Linked DNA regions of Homo sapiens: region 1 is linked to region 2. A link is an interaction called in ENCODE POLR2A ChIA-PET data of the cell type or tissue named here. Cell type or tissue: PC-9. All regions are shown on one strand. Each heading gives the region's core, and the rest is flanking DNA. Links, peaks and the distances in the headings are about the cores only. Region 1 overlaps CARMIL1 (capping protein regulator and myosin 1 linker 1). Region 2 has its middle 100 kb from the start of CARMIL1.

The links. ChIA-PET counts read pairs that join two places held together with the same protein. Peaks named below come from ENCODE experiments on the same cell type or tissue, not always from the same donor. Only the 100,000 strongest peaks of a DNase experiment are listed, where the experiment ranks them.
Region 1: POLR2A ChIA-PET joins it to region 2 with 24 read pairs; 2 of 35 experiments call an interaction of 5 or more read pairs at or near these places.

The regions. Positions count from the first base shown.
Region 1 is chr6:25,309,003-25,317,002 of GRCh38, reverse strand. All of the region lies in intron 2 of CARMIL1 (capping protein regulator and myosin 1 linker 1), which reads right to left. Among named protein-coding and RNA genes, the nearest start is that of CARMIL1, 34 kb to the right of the region's middle. RefSeq lists enhancers at 654-1,344, 5,400-5,900. In PC-9, for the core only: no CTCF peak of the experiment used is centred there; DNase peaks (open chromatin) are centred at 4,082 and 5,612; H3K4me3 peaks cover 614 bases; H3K27ac peaks cover 2,159 bases.
Region 2 is chr6:25,170,284-25,179,547 of GRCh38, reverse strand. No RefSeq gene overlaps it. Among named protein-coding and RNA genes, the nearest start is that of CARMIL1, 100 kb to the left of the region's middle. RefSeq lists an enhancer at 4,315-4,815. In PC-9, for the core only: no CTCF peak of the experiment used is centred there; DNase peaks (open chromatin) are centred at 4,167, 5,347 and 6,527; H3K27ac peaks cover 5,727 bases.

The sequences.
Region 1 (8,000 bases), core at 1-8,000, 140 kb before region 2:
CTCTCTGCTCAACTTCCCAGTTAAAAACTAAGGGCCTAATGCTAAATCTTACTTTAGAAAGACAGCTCTGAGACAGAAGTACCGAGTCTCCAGGTGCACTGCTTTCTAGTAACCTAACAGGACTCAAGAGTGGCAGCATAATGAGGATTTAACAATTGGCCCTCTGGCTAATCTGCAGGCTGTGAATTATCTCCATTGATTGTCCACAGTCAGTTACAGACAGAACTTCTTGTTCTTCTCTTTCCCTCTTCTATTACACTAGACTAGTCTTTAAAAAAAATTATAATAATAATGGCCCGGCGTGGTGGCTCATGTCTAATTCCAGCACTTTTGGAGGCCGAGGCAGGCAGATCACCTGAGGTCAGGAGTTCAAGACCAGCCTGACCAACATGATGAAACCCCGTCTCTACTAAAAATACAAAAATTAGCCAGGCGCAGTGACATGCGCCTGTAATTCCAGCTACTTGGGAGGCTGAGGCAGGAGAATCGCTTGAACCCGCGAGATGGAGGTTGCGGTGAGTGGAGATCACACTCCAGCCTGGGCGACAGAGTGGGACTCCGTCTCAAAAAAAAAAAAAAGCCCTCTGGAATATAAACTATCTCATCTAAAATCAGTAAGACAATTCAAAATTGAGACCCTGACAGTCCCCGAGAAACAGCTGTCCATGAGGCTTAAGGACTGAAAGGACAGTGTTTCTAGACAAACGCAAAACACCTGAGTGCTGCGCCTGTGCCCACTCCTCACACCATGCAATGCTTCGCCAGGCAGGCAGTGTTCCCTATGCAATTTTAACCTGTTTTACAGTAATCACTTCAATTAATTAAGGCTACTTTCAATTCTGTCTTCCTGGTCATTAGAAGCATTTCTCAGTTTAACGTCAAGAAACATTTTCAGTTTAATGTTATCTACAAACCTTATCAGCACCAACGTCATTACTAATAATGGCACTGAAGGCTTTCAGCTGTGACCAAGTCATAACATTTAGCTTAGGAAGAAAAGGACAGAAATAGGGTAGGCTTACAGTGTTTCTCAAGTGTAATGTGCAAATAAGCTCCTGCAGATCTTGTTAGACTACAGGACCTGGTTCTGTAGGCCTGGGAGGGGCTGAGATTTTGCAGTTCTAACAAGCCCCAAGTATTGGCAATGACGCTGGTCATGGACCACAATTTGAGTAGCAAGGGACTAGAGGGTGCCTATTACTCTTTAATTCTGCTGTATCTGGTTCTGTGTGAGCACAGCAAAAGGAAAACTAACAGCCTAGAATATTGATGAATCAAATCCTGCCAATTCCCAATTTGTGTGAAAGGGTTCCTTCATTTATATGACAACAGTGTGAAACTAAGAATGCATTTTGTCATAGAAAGAATAAGAGATTACCTGAGGTGGAATTAACTAATCTGCCTGGAAGGAAACACAAAAAAACAATGGCGGGTGGGGGAAGAGATGAGAGAAAAAAAGCAGGCAGCGGTATGGAGGAGGCTGTGGAGAGCCAGTGCCCTGCTCGGGCCCCAGTCTGGCACCTGCCGCCATGTGTGGGCATTTAGGGAGCCCTTAGGGTAGACCGCAGAGAGAGCGACCAAGCTGCTATGTTTGCAAGGGCGATGTTTATAACTGAGGAGTGCCTATCATCCTCACACAGTGAGCAGTAAATGAGGAGAGAAGATGCCTACCAAGACAAAGGATCAAAGCAGAGGCTTAGAATTGGTATGTAAGAGAAAACCTCTCCACACCACAGGGTTCCTAGGATTAAACAGGATAGACTAGGATATTTTCCTTAATGCAATGGAAATGAGCACTGTCCTTATAATCTAAGACATAGAGCCTCATCCACACTCTGCCTCTCATGTTCTGCAACTTTGGGAGGACACCTAAAGACTGCCTTCACTTTCTTCATCTGTAAAAGGAAGATAATTAGGACCCGCTTCACACAGTTACTGTGAGGATTAAAACAGATAATACATATAGTACTGACATATAGGAAGCTTTTAATAAATAGGAGCTATTGTATTTTTCTCCACTGCTTTCTCACAAAGCAGTGACAAAGGCTATCTCTGTAGTTCCATTCCTACTATAATAACCCCTAAGTCAGTGATACTTTTTCAGTCCCCTCTCAGAGTTTGCTGCTATTTTTCTGACTCTGAAGCAAATTAGTATATACAGCAAAACCTTAAATATGCAGGCAAAATCTAACCATCATAAAAATAAAAGTTATTTTGGGCATCTATACAGAGTACATCCATCTGTATCATAGCCAGGTCCTGCAATAAAGCCAAGTATATACTCAACTGTTGGTAAATATCTGAAAGATGGAGGCAGTCTCATTAAGGAAACAGCTGGATATACCAGGAAACAACATGGATATGTGACATACTGATAAGGAGGGCAAAAACTAGCTTAACTATCATTGTGAATATATAAGTGCATGTGTGAATGTATACATACATATATATGTATGTGTATGTATACGTATATATGTGTATGTATGTATTGTGTGTGGGGGTGTGTATATATATAATTTTTTTTTTTTTTGAGACAGAATCTTGCTCTGTCGCCCAGGCTGGAGTGCAGTGGTGTGATCTCAGCTCACTGCAACCTCTGCCTCCCGGGTTCAAGCAATTCTCCTGCCTCAGCCTCCCAAGTAGCTGGGACTACAGGCACGTGCCACCACACCCAGCTAATTTTTGTATTTTTAGTAGAGACAGGGTTTCACCATGTTGGCCAGGATGGTCTTGGGCTCCTGACCTCGTGATCCACCCGCCTCGGCCTCCCAAAGTGCTGGGATGGAGGCCGAGGCGGGTGGGTGGATCACAAGGTCAGGAGCCACAGCATAAGCCACTAGGCCCAGCCACATATATAATCTTTAAGTTTGCTTCAAAATTCAGGCAGAAAGACTTGCCAAAGAGTTTAGAGTTCAGACTTCCTCCAGGATTTTTTTATATCCTTTAACATAGCACATTTATCTCCCTATATTCAAATGTCTTACCCACTTTAATTAGAAAAAGACTGACTACAAAGAAAACATAGAATCAATAACTGAACATCTAATTTTAAACTCTCATTGGACTCATCACCTCTTCCCTTCCAAGTCTCATGAGGGCCTGCTTTAGCAAAACTGACTCCATGTTTCTACATCCTGTGGTTTCTCATGCCCACTCTGAGAAGTGAAAAAAAACAGTTGAAAGGCAAGACATCAGAGAGGGAATGTTATAGGCCAACCTCCAGATAAGTGAGCTCTAAAACGCATTTATTTGGAAGTTTAAGGCATCCAATTTTTTTAAATACACCATTTCTGGTTTCTCCCAAATAACTGTATATATACAGCCTTCCCTGGGTAAAGATCTTTAAAATGCTGGCACTATTAATGTATACAAGGTCTCTGTCCTTGACTATTTGCCTGACTGCTAACTAGTTAGCGGTGGCCCTGGCCCTGCCCCTCATCCTCATGCTGCCCAGAGTCCCTCCAAATAGGTTGTAGGCTCAGTGCTCTCATCCCCCCATCTTTCTGCCCACTATGTATCTGCAGCCTTATAGGACCAAATCTATACTGGCACAAAAATATAAAATGATAAGGATAGCAACTTGAGCAGGGAAGGTGCATCAGGGAAACAGCCAGGCCTATGGGCAAGGCTGGCAGAAGAGCCAGCAATTCCTTTCTATCTGAAGAAGAAACCCGTTCTTCCAGGGCAGGCTGCAGGCGCTGTCAAGAACAGAGTGAAAGGAGGAAGAGACCCTTCTCTCCCTCTAGGCAAAACTTCAGGTCACCCATCTTGCAAAATCTAAGCTTGGTTTTTTTTTCTTAATCATTCCCACACTCGTGAAGATAACTGTGTTTACTATGTGGGGAAAATTTTTTATTTTCAAAATAAAATTATGGGAGGTAAGCTCAGCTCATCCACAGTTTTTGCAGAGTTCTTACTGGCCAATTTGGGAGAAGAGTTTCTCTGAGTTCATCACATGCTGCCATCCACTAGAGGACAGAAGCATGACTAAATGTAAACCTTGATAAAAGCTTTTTACAACTCAGAAAGGGAAACAAGGGTTTCTTCTCTCCACTCGTTCCCCTCCTCTGGTTTTTTTTTTTTTTTTTTTTTTTTTTAACTGAGTCATGCAAAGGAAATTTTAGGCACTGGCAGAACAGAGGTGGGGCATTATAGAGATCTGCCAGCTGTTTCCTTAAATAATGCAAATCTCCTTACAACGTGGCAAGACTTCAAACTGTTTTCACTAATTTCTCAGGGAAAAAAAAAAAGACAAAAGTAATCTGAAAGTGGGGGGGATGGAAAATTCCAAAAGCTACCCCATTAGTAATACTGAGTGACTGAAGGAATAAAACAATATAAACTCTAAAAAGAAAGTTTCCCCACCAGAATATTAATCTCCCAACCAAGTAAGTGACCTCAATTAAAGAGACACATTTGAGTTTAAAAAAACAAAAACAACAAAAAATGAGTTAGGAATTAAATGAAAATTCCAGCGTTATCATGGGTGTGGCCCTCAAGAAATTTACTTTCTTACATCCATGGAGTTTTGCCTTTTTACAAGCTTATGTTTTGCAATCATCCTGGCTATTTTCCCAGAAGAAAAAAAAAATTGGTGGAACAAGGGGAAGGATGTCTAAAATTTGGAAATCATCCTTGGTATCTTAACCAGGGAAAAGCTCTCAGGTCTCTTGTCTTGGGGAATATACTCCTGTACTAAAGCAGTCAAACAAAATTTCAACAAGTTTATGACAAATAGGAAGTCCAGCCTTTGGTGAGGTCGCTGTCAGGAGTTCTATAAACCTTGGGTGCTCTAAAGTTTATCTGAGCACACCCAGATGGGAGGGGGTGAGAGGAAATATAGACAGGATAGGACAAAAAGGTTTTTAATCCTTCACCTTGACAAGATGTCTTATTTTGAAAGTGTTTAATTTAGAATGTATATAATCACCAATAACTAGATTTGAAGTTCCATGAGCACAGGACAATATTTTACCCTTTTGTTGTAATCGTTGCCTCCCACAAGACCTAGCAAATGCTATATGTGATGGATGTCAAACTACTTTTATTGACTAAGAGAAAAATAATGTCCCAGCAGTTTGACAGGCGGCTAATGCCTCCTGAGACAAAATCAGTGGCTAGTAATCGAGAGTGGGATGGGAGAATTGTGTCTTCAAAATCACCTTGGAGATCACTTTCAAACTACTTATCCCCTGGCCCTCTAAGATCATGACACACCCACAAGGGTATGCCCACTTTTCCCTTCTAAACTAAGTGTGCCATTGTTTCTGATGGGTGTGTATCATATCTATTAGGTGTGTACCTTTGCAGGTTGGGGGGATGGATGGCTAATGATTTACAGCTTTTCACAATAGAACCTTCAGGGTGAGAGGAGGGGCAAGCACCTGGATCTGATGGGTGGGGGTGGGAACTGGGGCTTAACAGCTTTTACAGATCTCCATCTAATGCTCTTTTTTTCCCCCGCTCTATATATCCTACAGCCTTATGCAAGACCTAGAGCTTCCAAATCCTGAACTTTTCTGGAGTTTTATGGAGCTAACTGGCTCACTTACTGATATCCTCTTTGAGATCCTTAGAGTCCAGCTTCCTCTGCTTAGCCAGTCAGTGACTAAGCCAGTCAGCTTAGTCAGTGACTCCTTCCAAAGACATCTTGATGGCAATTAACTGCTGTGATCTCCTCTCCTATTCTCCTACCTTTGAGGTGCCTGTGTCTTTTTTATTTCATTATTTATTTTATTTCATTTTAGAGACATTTTGGAAAAACTAAAGGTACTTATGCGTTCAACCCGTCATGGTTTTTTTTGTGTTTTGTTTTGTTTTGAGACAAGAGTCTTGCTCTGCCACCCAGGCTGGAGTGCAGTGGCACGATCTTGGCTCACTGCAACCTCCGCCTCCTGGGTTCAAGCAATTCTCTGGCCTCAGCCTCCCGAGTGGCTGGTATTACAGGCGCCCACCACCACACCCGGCCAGTTTTTTGTATTTTTAGTAGAGATGGAATTTCACCATGTTGGCCAGGCTGGTCTCAACCTCCTGACCTCAGGTGATCCACCCACCTTGGCCACCGCACCCGGCCTCAACCCACCATGTTTTATAGAAGTCATTTTAATTGCTTGTACATCTTCTCTGCCAGATCACAAAAAAAACAAAATCACACAAATCTTACATATGCTCCCAGAATTTAGTGCAATCTAGGCCTATGGTAAATATTTTAATATTTGTTGAATAAATGAATCATTTTAAAAGTGTAGAAATCACAGAACTTTAAGCTTTCAAAGGATCTTCAGCTTTCTAGGTTCTTCTCTCTCCTGTATCTCTCCAATCTTCTAGTGGAACCATATTTAAAGCTCCAGATTAATAAATAATCTCCTTTTAAAAAATCCCTAGAGCAGTGGCTTTCATATTTTTCTGATTGCAACCCGGAATATAGAATACTTCTTACGTCACAATTTGCTAGATGCGCTCATATAGCTACTGAAAATAAATTTCATGCAACAATACTTACCCTTACCACATGGAATGTCCTCTAACATCTACTATTCTATTTTAGTTCACCTCCTAAAAAATGCTGGCCATGATTCACTAAACTGAATTCACAACCTACTAATGGGTGATCAGCTGCAGTTTGAAAAACTTTTCTATTCAACCTATCTCTCAAGCCGCAGCTTGGATATGGTGGCCTCAGGGGCAGCCTTCCCTGACTCCCTAATTAAGTCTACATGTCCCTCCTTTATGTTCTCATGGTATATGATCCTTCTACACTTTTTTGTGGTAGGCCTGGATCTGTAGGATAGGCAAGACATCTAGGGGATCAGAGACTTGAGCACATATGCCCACACAAAAACTTGTATGCACGCTCATAAGAGCATTACTCACATAGTGAGAAGGTGGAAACAACCCACAATCTATTAGTGAAGGAATAGATTAAAAAAAGATGTGGCCCGGCGGGGTGGCTCACTCCTGTAATCCCAGCACTTTGGGAGGCAGAGGCGGGTGGATCATGAGGTCAGGAGTTTAAGACCAGCCTGGCCAAGGAGGTGAAGCCCCACCTCTACTAAAAATACAAAAATTAGCCGGGTGCGGTGGCGTGCACCTGTAATCCCAACTACTCGAGAAGCTGAGACAGGAGAATCCCTTGAACCCAGGAGACGGAGCTTGCAGTGAGCCGAGATCGTGCCATTGCATTCTAGCCTGGGCAACAGAGCAAGATTCTGTCTCCAAAAAAAAAAAAAAAAAAAAGATGTGGTATATTCATACAGTGGAATATCATTCAACCATAATAAAAGAAGAATGAAGTTCTAACCCATGCTACAACATGGAAGAACTTTGAAAATATTATGCTAAATGACATAAGCCAGACATGAAGGCCACATATTATATAATTCCATTTATATAAAATATCTAGACTAGGCCGGTCCATAGAGACAGAAAGTAGACTAGCTGTTGCCAAGGGCTGAGAAGGATAGGTGGACTGGGGATAAGTGTTAAAGGGAAGAGGTTTCTTTTTGGGGTTAAAAAAAAAAAAAGGCTCAAAATTGATTCTGGTAATAGATGCACAACTCTGTGAATATACTAATAGCCACTGAATTGTACACTTTAAACAGGTGAAATGTATGGTATGTGAATTACTTTTTTTTTTTTTTTTTTTTTTGAGAGGGACTCTTGCTCTGTTACCCAAGCTGGAGTGCAGTGGCATGATCTGAGCTCATTGCAACCTCCACCTCCCAACTTCAAGTAATTTTCAAGTGCTGGGATTACAGATGTGAGCCACCACACCCAGCCTGAATTACATCTTTAATAAAGTTGTTTTAAGAGAGAGGCTAGGTGTGATGGCTCATGCCTGTAATCTCAGCACTTTAAGAGGCCTAGGCGGGAGGATCACTTGAGCCCAGGAGTTCATGACCAGCCTGGGCAACATAGTGAGACCCTGTCTCCATTTTCAAAATAAAAATTAAAACAGAGAAAAATCTAAGGGAGACCTGGAAATTGGACTAAGTTGCAGG
Region 2 (9,264 bases), core at 536-8,535:
GGACACTGGGAGGGTGGTGTGCTCTGGTTGGTAAGTGGTAAACATTTTAGTTCCAAGCTTGAGTCAGCCTCTTTAAAAGGATATTGCAGAATTTTGGAACAGATACCACAAACTCCTTAAATCTGTCAGCTTGAAACTGCCCATGAAACTGCCGGTTTTCTATTTTTAGCTTTTATTTCCATTCAGTTTATCTTTTGCATTTACTTCTGTTGTTTATATTTCTGCTTTAGTAGCTTTCTTCCAAAATCAAAATCATACAAACAAGCTGTAGGGGGTTGAGTGCCCCTGCCCCCAAAGATATGTTCACCCGGAACCTCTGAATGTGACCTTATTTGGGAAAAGGGACTTTGCAGATATAATTAGGCTAGGAATCTCAGGATGAAATCACCCTGGAGTATCTGGGTGGGCCCTAAATCCAATGACAAGTGTGCATCCTTATATAAGAGGAGAAGAGACAGACGGGAAAGAAAAAAAAACAAAAACAGAAAAGATGATGTGAAGTTGGAGGTGAATGAAGCAATGAATCTATAAGCAAAAGAATGCCGAGAGTTTCCAGCACCCACCAGAAGCCAGGAGAAAAGCCAAACCAGGTTCTCTCCCAGAGCCTCTGGAAGGAGCCAACCCTACTGCCACCTTGATTTCATATTCAGGCCTCTTGAACTGTGAGAGAATAAATTTCTGTCGTTTTCTAAAGGCACTCCATTTGCGGTCATCTGCTATGGCAGCTTCAGGAAATGAATCTACAAATTTATAAATTTTCTTTGCCCCAGGAATTTTTAAAAGTTTGCAATCTAGTTTTCCATCAAGCATGACCAAAGAATGACAGGTAGATGAGAGAACTGGATTAGAACGTCTCTGGAGGTTGGATTTCAAGAGTTTCCTGGTTGTGAGAATCAAATACACTGTGTGCTTAAAGCATTTAACAAATGTGAGACTTTCCGTAACATGACCATTGCTTTTTTAAGAAGTCTAGCACTCATGATCAGTGCTGACCGTCAGCTCCCGCTTTGTTCTCAACTACAGCAGTGGTTTTAGTGTTTGACATTTCCACCTGTCTTTCCTTCACTCCCTGCCCCTCCTCCTTCATACACACTGAAATTAGCTCTCTGAAACTTCTCAGAGCGAGTCTGAATTTTGTAGAGAAGTAGTTTTGTCCAATGAAGAGTAACAACAAATAGCCCCTGGAATTTGTCTACCAAATTATAACACCCCTCACCTCAGCAATTTTGGATACTTTATCATTATAGCAGCTGTCTGAGATAGGTATTGTCATGAACATTTTATATGTAAGGGCAGTTTTTCTCCAGTTAGAATCAAAGAACTGGAGCTGGAAGGAAGTTTGGAATTGCTGGCCTTTTTCATCAATTGGTTAATTAAACAATTTTTAAGTAAATATAATGTGCTAGACTCTAAGATGCTCTGGGGATTCAAATATAACCACTCTATTCCAGGCTTCATGTGCTGATGAGCAAAATAATATATCACTACTAGCAATAGTGTAGCAATTTCATAGCACTAATAAATTTGAAATTTTAAACCATTATTATAAGTAGGAATTTTTTATACACCCCAAGTGAAACAGTATACATCAATAAAAATGTGTTCTAAAGCCCTATTTATGTTTGTTATAAAGTAAACTAAGGCACAACAAAATTTCAGAGTCTCTTTGAGGAAACAATGATTCATGAATGGGACAGCTCCAAACCAGAAGTGGCTTAGGAGCTCCATGGAGGGAACACAAGAGGGCAGCTTTTATAGGATGAACATAGAAGTAAAGCAAAGAAAATATTTGATGGGTTACAATTATACAGTTGCCTTGTTTGGTCTATCCCTTTGGAAAGTCCCTAGTTACATAAGTTTATTGGCTACTTCTGATTGGTTGAGCTTAAGTTCTGTTTTTAATATAGGCATTTATAAAATATAGCTCAAGTTTCACTTACGCTTGTAAATCAAGCAAGGTTATGATGAGGCATAACCAATTTTGTCTGCTCAAGAATTCTTCAGGCCTGGTTTTCATTTTGTTTTCTTTAACATTTTAGTACCTATAAATTTACTTCTTTAACTGCTGCATAGTATTCCACAGAAGAATGTACCATAATGTATTTGCTCATTCCTCTGTTGATGTTACCAATATTTTGTTGCAATGGACAACTTTTTGTATAAATGCCAAAGTACTTCATTAGAAAAATTATACTAGAATAGAAGTAGAATTGGTGAATCAAAGGATATTCACATTTAAAAGTTATTATATAGATTACAGATGGTCCTGACTTACAATGGTTCAACTTATGGTTTTTCAACTTTATACAATGATGTGAAAGTGATGCACATTTAATAGAAACTGCTTTGAATTTGAATTTTGGTCTTTTTCCAGAGCTAGTGATAAGTAGTATGATACTCTTACCTCACACATTCAACATTTATTATAAAATAGATTTTAAATTAGATAATTTTGCCCAACTGTAGGCTAGTGTAATTGTTCTGAGCAAGTTTAAGCTAGGTTAAGCTATGATGTTCAGCAGGTTAGGTGTATTAAATGCATTTTTGACTTAAGATTATTTTCAACTTATAATAGTTTTATCAGAACACAACCTATTGTAAGTCAAGGAGCATCTGTATATAGATACTGTCAAATTGCTAAAAACACTCTATCAATTTATGTTCCTGTCAGTATTATCAGCATACACTTTTTTCAAAATTCTCACACAATATTATTCATCTTTAAAATTCTGTCAATACAAAGCTAGAAAAATGACTCAAGTTATTTTAATTGGTTTGTGAGGAGGGCAGAAGAGCAGGTTAAGAGAGACTTTCACTTTGTTTCTTCACATCTAATGGGAGACAAATCTGCATGACCTGGGCTAAAGTGGACTGAGCCAGTCTGAGACAGGGCTGCAAAGCCTTTGGCAGATGTCAGCATTCTTGAAACACAGAGGCTCTTCAAGGCTGTTCCTAGTGAAATTTTAAAATTGTGGTTTAAAAACAAGGATTACTAATTGCATTGATATTAATATAGCCAAGACTTGCTCTTTTTTGATTAATGAATTCAGGGTATATCTTTTCCCCTTTCTTTTACTTTCAATCCACCTGTGTAATTGAAGTTGAAGTGAATTTCTTATAGATAGCCTATTGTTGGAACATGTTTTTATTTTTATCCCCTCTGCAAATTTCTGTCTTTTAATTCGTGTATTTAGACCACTTACATTTAAGGGAATTGTTGATATGTTAGGGCTTATATCTGCCCCACTACTTTGTTTTCTTTTTGTTTCCTCTATTTCCTGTCCCTCTGTCTCTCTTTTTTGTACCTTCCTATGGGTTGATTGAACATGTTTCAGGATTCAATCTTAATTTATTTATTTTATGTTTTTAAGTTGTAAGAGGGAGGATCTAGGAGGAGTGGGGCTTACCATCATGGCTGGAGCTGGAAGTTGTTGAGTAATTATTTTTTATTGTCATAAAATGTACATAACACAAACTTTATCACCTTAGCCATTCTAAAGTGTGCAATCAGTGGCTGTGCAGGGAGAAACTCTCTCAAACTGTGTCTTTACTCTCACACTACAACAATCAACACAGAAGGCTTCTATGACCAAATATGTTGGGGGTTAGGGGGTTGGTTGCCACACTTCAAGCAGTGGACACCAGCCAAATGTCCTCCAATTCGATTCTTACACTATCTACCTAGAGATGGCGTCAGATCCCATGGGTTGGGTCTCAGTCCCCAAGACTGTCTCCTCTACACCAGTTGCAAGTCTGGGCCTCTGAAACTTCTGACCAACTAGCTTGAAGTTGAGATTCCCAGGAATCCCCTCTTTGGGTTTGATTAATTTTCTGGAGCAGCTCACAGAATTCAGGGAAACACTTAAATTTACTTGTTTATTATAAGGAATATTACTAAGAATACAGATGAAGAAACACATAGGGAGAGACATAGGGGAAGGGATGCAGAGTTCCATGCCCTCCCTGGGCTCCACCCTCCAGGAGCCTCCATGTGTTCAGCTATCTAGAAGCTCCCTGAACCCAGTCCTCTTGGATTTTTATGGAAACTTCGTGACATCAGCATTCCTTCCCCCAGGGTATGAGGCGAGGCCCTCATCGGGGAGACTCTTAAGACCCACAATCAGAAAGACAGGGAACATTAGAATCCTGCCTTGGGTCAGGTAAAAGGAATGCAGGAAAGAGATTATTTCCTGAGGCCTGCCCCTGAGACCTAACACACCCAGCATTATAACGAAAGACTGTAACAAGGGATGTGGGAGTTATGAACCAGGAACTAACTGTGAAGGAGAACATCATCGACTGTGCCAAACGAGCTCAGATGTCCAGGAAGGGGCTGACTAAAATGCATTATTTGAATATCATGATGCAGAAGATATATATATCTATATATCTATATAGATAGATGAAAACAAATATGTATATTTTCTATAATGTTCTATAACACAAGAAGTTTCCCAAACATTTATTTACATTGTTTGTTTATTCCCAAATATTTATATTTCCCAAATACGACAGCAGGGAGACTGAGAAATCACAAAGGACAGATGAGAGCGATGTTACTTAATGCCACAGAACAGGACATCATTTAAAGGAGTTACTCAAAGTGTTTCAGTTACTGCCATTAGGAACTCCTAAGCCCCTCGGCAGTGTGGGTGGTACGGGGTAGGTGTTGAGGTTAGCAGCACCCACAGGCTTCTCTTCACGCAGGATATGCTATATAGTGAATCGGTATCAAGACTGGAGGAAGGTAAGGGTTTCCAGAAAACCACCTTCAGGCCATGGTTTGGAGTAGTCTTATTGAAGTTTACAGAATCAAAAGTTACAGATAATTAGGAGGCATTGAAATACAGACCTGTTTTCTTTTTTCTTTCTTTCTTTTTTTTTTTTTTTTTTGAGACGGAGTCTCACTCTGTTACCCAAGCTGGAGTGCAGTGGTGAGATCTCGGCTCACTGCAACCTCTGCCTCCTGGGTTCAAGTGATTCTTCTGCCTCAGCCTCCCAAGTAGCTGGGACTACAGGCGCACCCCACCACACCTGCCTAATTTTTGTATTTTCAGTAGAGATGGGTTTCCACACATTGGCCAGGCTGGTCTCAAACTCCTGACCTCGTGATCTGCCCGCCTTGGACTCCCAAGTACTAGGATTACAGGCATGAGCCACTGTGCCCAGCTGACCCAGTTTCTACGACCAGTTTAGCCACAAAGTAGACATGTAACCAGAGGAAAGTGACTTAACCTCCTAGGGCCTCAGCTTCCCATATTACACACCCCTGGGATGAGAATGATAGGAGGTGTAGCGGGGTTGAGCTGGATAATATAAGGTTCCTTACAGCTCTAGACATTTATGATTTAACATTTTTTATGGATTGCTAATGCTGCTTTTTTTTTTGTTTTAAATGTCAAATTCTTGCATGTATAAGGCCTTGATTCTTTCAGGCCTGGGTTGTGTTGATTTATGGGCATGAGCTAATTCCAGATGACTCATTCTAGAAGTGATTGTGTAAGTATCCTTTACTTAGCTAAACATATGCAACATAAATTCATCTACTATAACATATGTTCTCTCAGAACATGCTACTGGCCAGAGTTATTAGATTTTGTTCACACCATAGATCCTGCTGTATTTTACAGCACTTCAGAATAACAATCATTCTTTTAAAACCCTTCTACACACCTTTGCTGTTTCTGTAAATACACCTGTCCTTTACAAGCATCTGGCTCTTTCTATGCATTCTTCCTCCAGAAATCATAGTATTATAGATTTGGAAAATGCTTGGCCTTCATTTTCCTGTTACAGACTGGTTTAGGTGTCCCTCTTAATTGTTCTTAATGCATTCAGTATATTCATTCATTTCTTAATTCATTAAAAATATGCACCATGCCAGGTGTTGGGGACATTGCAATGAACAAGACAGGCATGGCCCCTGCTCTCATTCAGTCATGTCTAGGGGTAAAGGTAAACCTTGGATAAGTAATAATTGGTGTGCTGACTGTTAAGAAGAACTACAGTGCTATACAAGCTGTATGATCATATTGGGCTTTAACCAATTCCTTGGGAATCAGATTTCTAGATGAAGTGGCATTTAAGTTGAAATCTGAGTAGTGAGTAGGAGTTAGCCAGGCAAAGATGAGGAGGGGGACCACTCCAAGCTGAGAGAACAGCTGAAATGAGAAAGTCCATGCAATATTTTTTTTTTTTTTTTTTTTTTTTACCATAAGAAGATCACACCGGCCAGAATGGAGAGAGGGCTGGGGAGGGTGATTTGACCTGAGTCTAGAGAGGCAGGCACAGATCAGACCAGGATGCTTATGGCAGGCCACGCTAAGGATTTTGGACTTTATCCTTATGGAAGTTGGAAATCATTAAGAGTTTAAAGAGAGATATGATCAAATCTGATATTTTAAATAAAGCTCATTTGGCTGTGATGTGGCAAGTGGGCTGGAGGGCAGGGTGGTGAGAGGAGACACAGGAAGCTCAGTTGGGACATTCCTGCTGTGGTTCAGACGAGAGCTATGTGGGCTTGGACTAGGGCAGTGTGTCTGCTTCAAGGGGAAAGGGTTTGGTGTTTTGTGGAATTTGGGGAATGAGGGAATGTTTCATGAAGCCGAAGGGGAGAGTGTTTTTAAAAGGAGGACATCATCGACTGTGCCAGATGGAGCTGAGATGTCCAGGAAGGGGCTGACTACACTAGAATGCATTATTTGAATATCATGATGTGGAAGATTTTTTGGGGGGGGGGGGCAGACTCTTGCTCTGTCACCCACACTGGAGTGCAGTGGTGTGATCTCAGCTCACTGCAACCTCTACCTCCCGGGTTCAAGTGATTCTCCTGCCTCAGCCTCCCGAGTAGCTGGGACTACAGGTGTGCACCACCACGCCTGGCTAATTTCTTGTATTTTTAGTAGAGATGGGGTTTTGTCATGTTGGCCAGCCTGGTCTCGAACTCCTGGACTCAAGTGATCCGCCCACTTTGGCCTCCCAAAGTGCTGGGATTAGATGTGAGCCACCGCACCCACCCAGAAAGATATTTTTGACCTCAGGAAGAATGCTTTTGGTGGAATGACGAGGGTGAAATCCATAGTGTGTGGCTTAAGGAGTGAATGGAAAGAAGAGGAGGAGAGAGAGGTGGAGAGACTACACCTCTTTCCAGAAGTTTGGCTCTGAAAGTAAAGAGAAAGGGTTAATACTAGATGGTAACAGTAAGTAAAGAAAGAATTGTAGTTTTACAGTTTTTTTGTTTATTTGTTTGTTTGTTTTTTGAGGCAGAGTCTCACTCTGTCGCCAGGCTAGAGTGCAGTGGCATGATCTTGGCTCACTGCAGCCTCTACCTCCCGGGTTCAAGCAATTCTTCTGCCTCAGCCTCCCTAGTAGCTGGGACTATGGGCACGTGCTGCCACGCCTGTCTAATTTTTTTGTATTTTTAGTAGAGACAGGGTTTCACCATGTTGGCCAAGATGGTCTTGATCTTCTGACCTTGTGATCTGCCCACCTTGGCCTCCCAAAGTGCTGGGATTACAGGAGTGAGCCACTGCACCCGGCCAGTTTTACAGTTTTTAAAATGGGAGAAGCTTCCACACATTTAGATGCTAAAGGAAGGAACAGATAGGAAAGATTTAAGAATCAGGAGAGAAAAGAGACAATAGCTTAAGATTCCCGACTATGGGGTAGAGGAGAATGCTTAGAACCAAGGTGGAGGAATTGGTCATTTGTCACATTTGCTGACATTTTACTGACATTTTCTGGCTGGATGTCTGTCTCCTTCACTGGGCTGTAACCTCCTGAAGGTGAAGGCTGAAATTCTATTTGATTTTATATCCCTAGCACTTAGTGTAGGACTTAGCACGATAATGTGCCCTCTGAGTGTTTGGCTGGGCTGACGTGTCACTTGTGGTAGGAAGGTCTCTACAGATGTGTTCCCTTAAGGATATAGACTGAAGGCCTTGAATGCTTAGGAAGCTGGGGATTGACTTGAGGTAGGTAGGGCTTCTTGGATAGATTTTTTAAATGAGAACTATGAAATGGCAAAGCTGTCTGGCCTGTTAGGTTAGTAACTTTGGCTGTTTATGCCTGATCCAAAGCCCTAGGCTAAAATCAGTCATGGTGGAGATAAAGAGCAACCTACAACATGCAAGTCAAGAACTACCACAGTGAATTCTCTCCTTCTTAGCTATCTCCTTGGTCTAGAAAGAAAGATGAACCCCACAGCAGCACCCCACAAGAAGAGAAACAGTGCTCACTCATTTGAGTCTACTTCTCATCAGATCTGATGCAACTTATCTGCACAGGCCATGAATGGAACAATGAAAAGATGACCTGAAATCTTTCCCCACTCAGTTGCTGTTAAATTTAACACAGACATAAAAATTAAGAAATTCAGTGAAACAATTATATTGCATTTGTATTTTTCTTCTGCACTGCCATTAATATTGGCTGGTAAAAATTATTCCATACTTATTTCCATGAATTTTGAAAAGACTTAAAACTGCCTGATATACTTGGGTGATATTCTTCCAGGAATGATAAAATGAGACAGAAATGGCCTTTGAGTGTTTTCAGGAAGGGAAAATGGAAAATGAAAGCTGGACTAAAAGGTGTTACAAAAGCAAACTAGTTAATACTTCCAAGAAATGAATATGCTAAGATATTGTTTGCTGATCAACATTTATTAAACATTTACTGTGTACCACTGATCTAGGCTCTTGGCCAGATATGAGCAACAAAAAGAAGATAGTGTAGTGCTTGCCTTCCAAAATCTAGCACAGTCCTAGAAAGAATTCAGGTTTCACTAAGGCTACTTAGGGAGAGAGTTCTCTAGGTTCTAGAAATTAAGGCAGGCACCCACACAAAGACTCAGTTGCAAATGGGTGGAAAGAATGATTTTTATTAATCAGCACAATATCTTAAAAATCCCAGTGTAGCCTTCTTTGATAAAAGACAGAGTACATGACTTAGAGGCTTAAGAGGGGTCTTCTACTACCCATTCTGGATTTCTGTTTTGAGACTTGGAAGTTCTAAAGTCCTTGCAGAGGAGATTCTGAGGCCCACCAGTAGCCTAAAATCTCCAGGCCTGCTCCCCTCACTGCCCCCACTCCTGGGTGGAACACAGACGTAGAAGATGCTACTCAGCTCAGTGGCCCTGCCCACCATGCACCTGACCCTGTGAATGCCTGTGGCTGGCCGTTCAGGTTAGTTCTTCTTCCCTCCTCTCCCACACCATGGAGACACAGGAAGAGAAGGAAGATACGTGTTTTTCTCTAGTGCTGA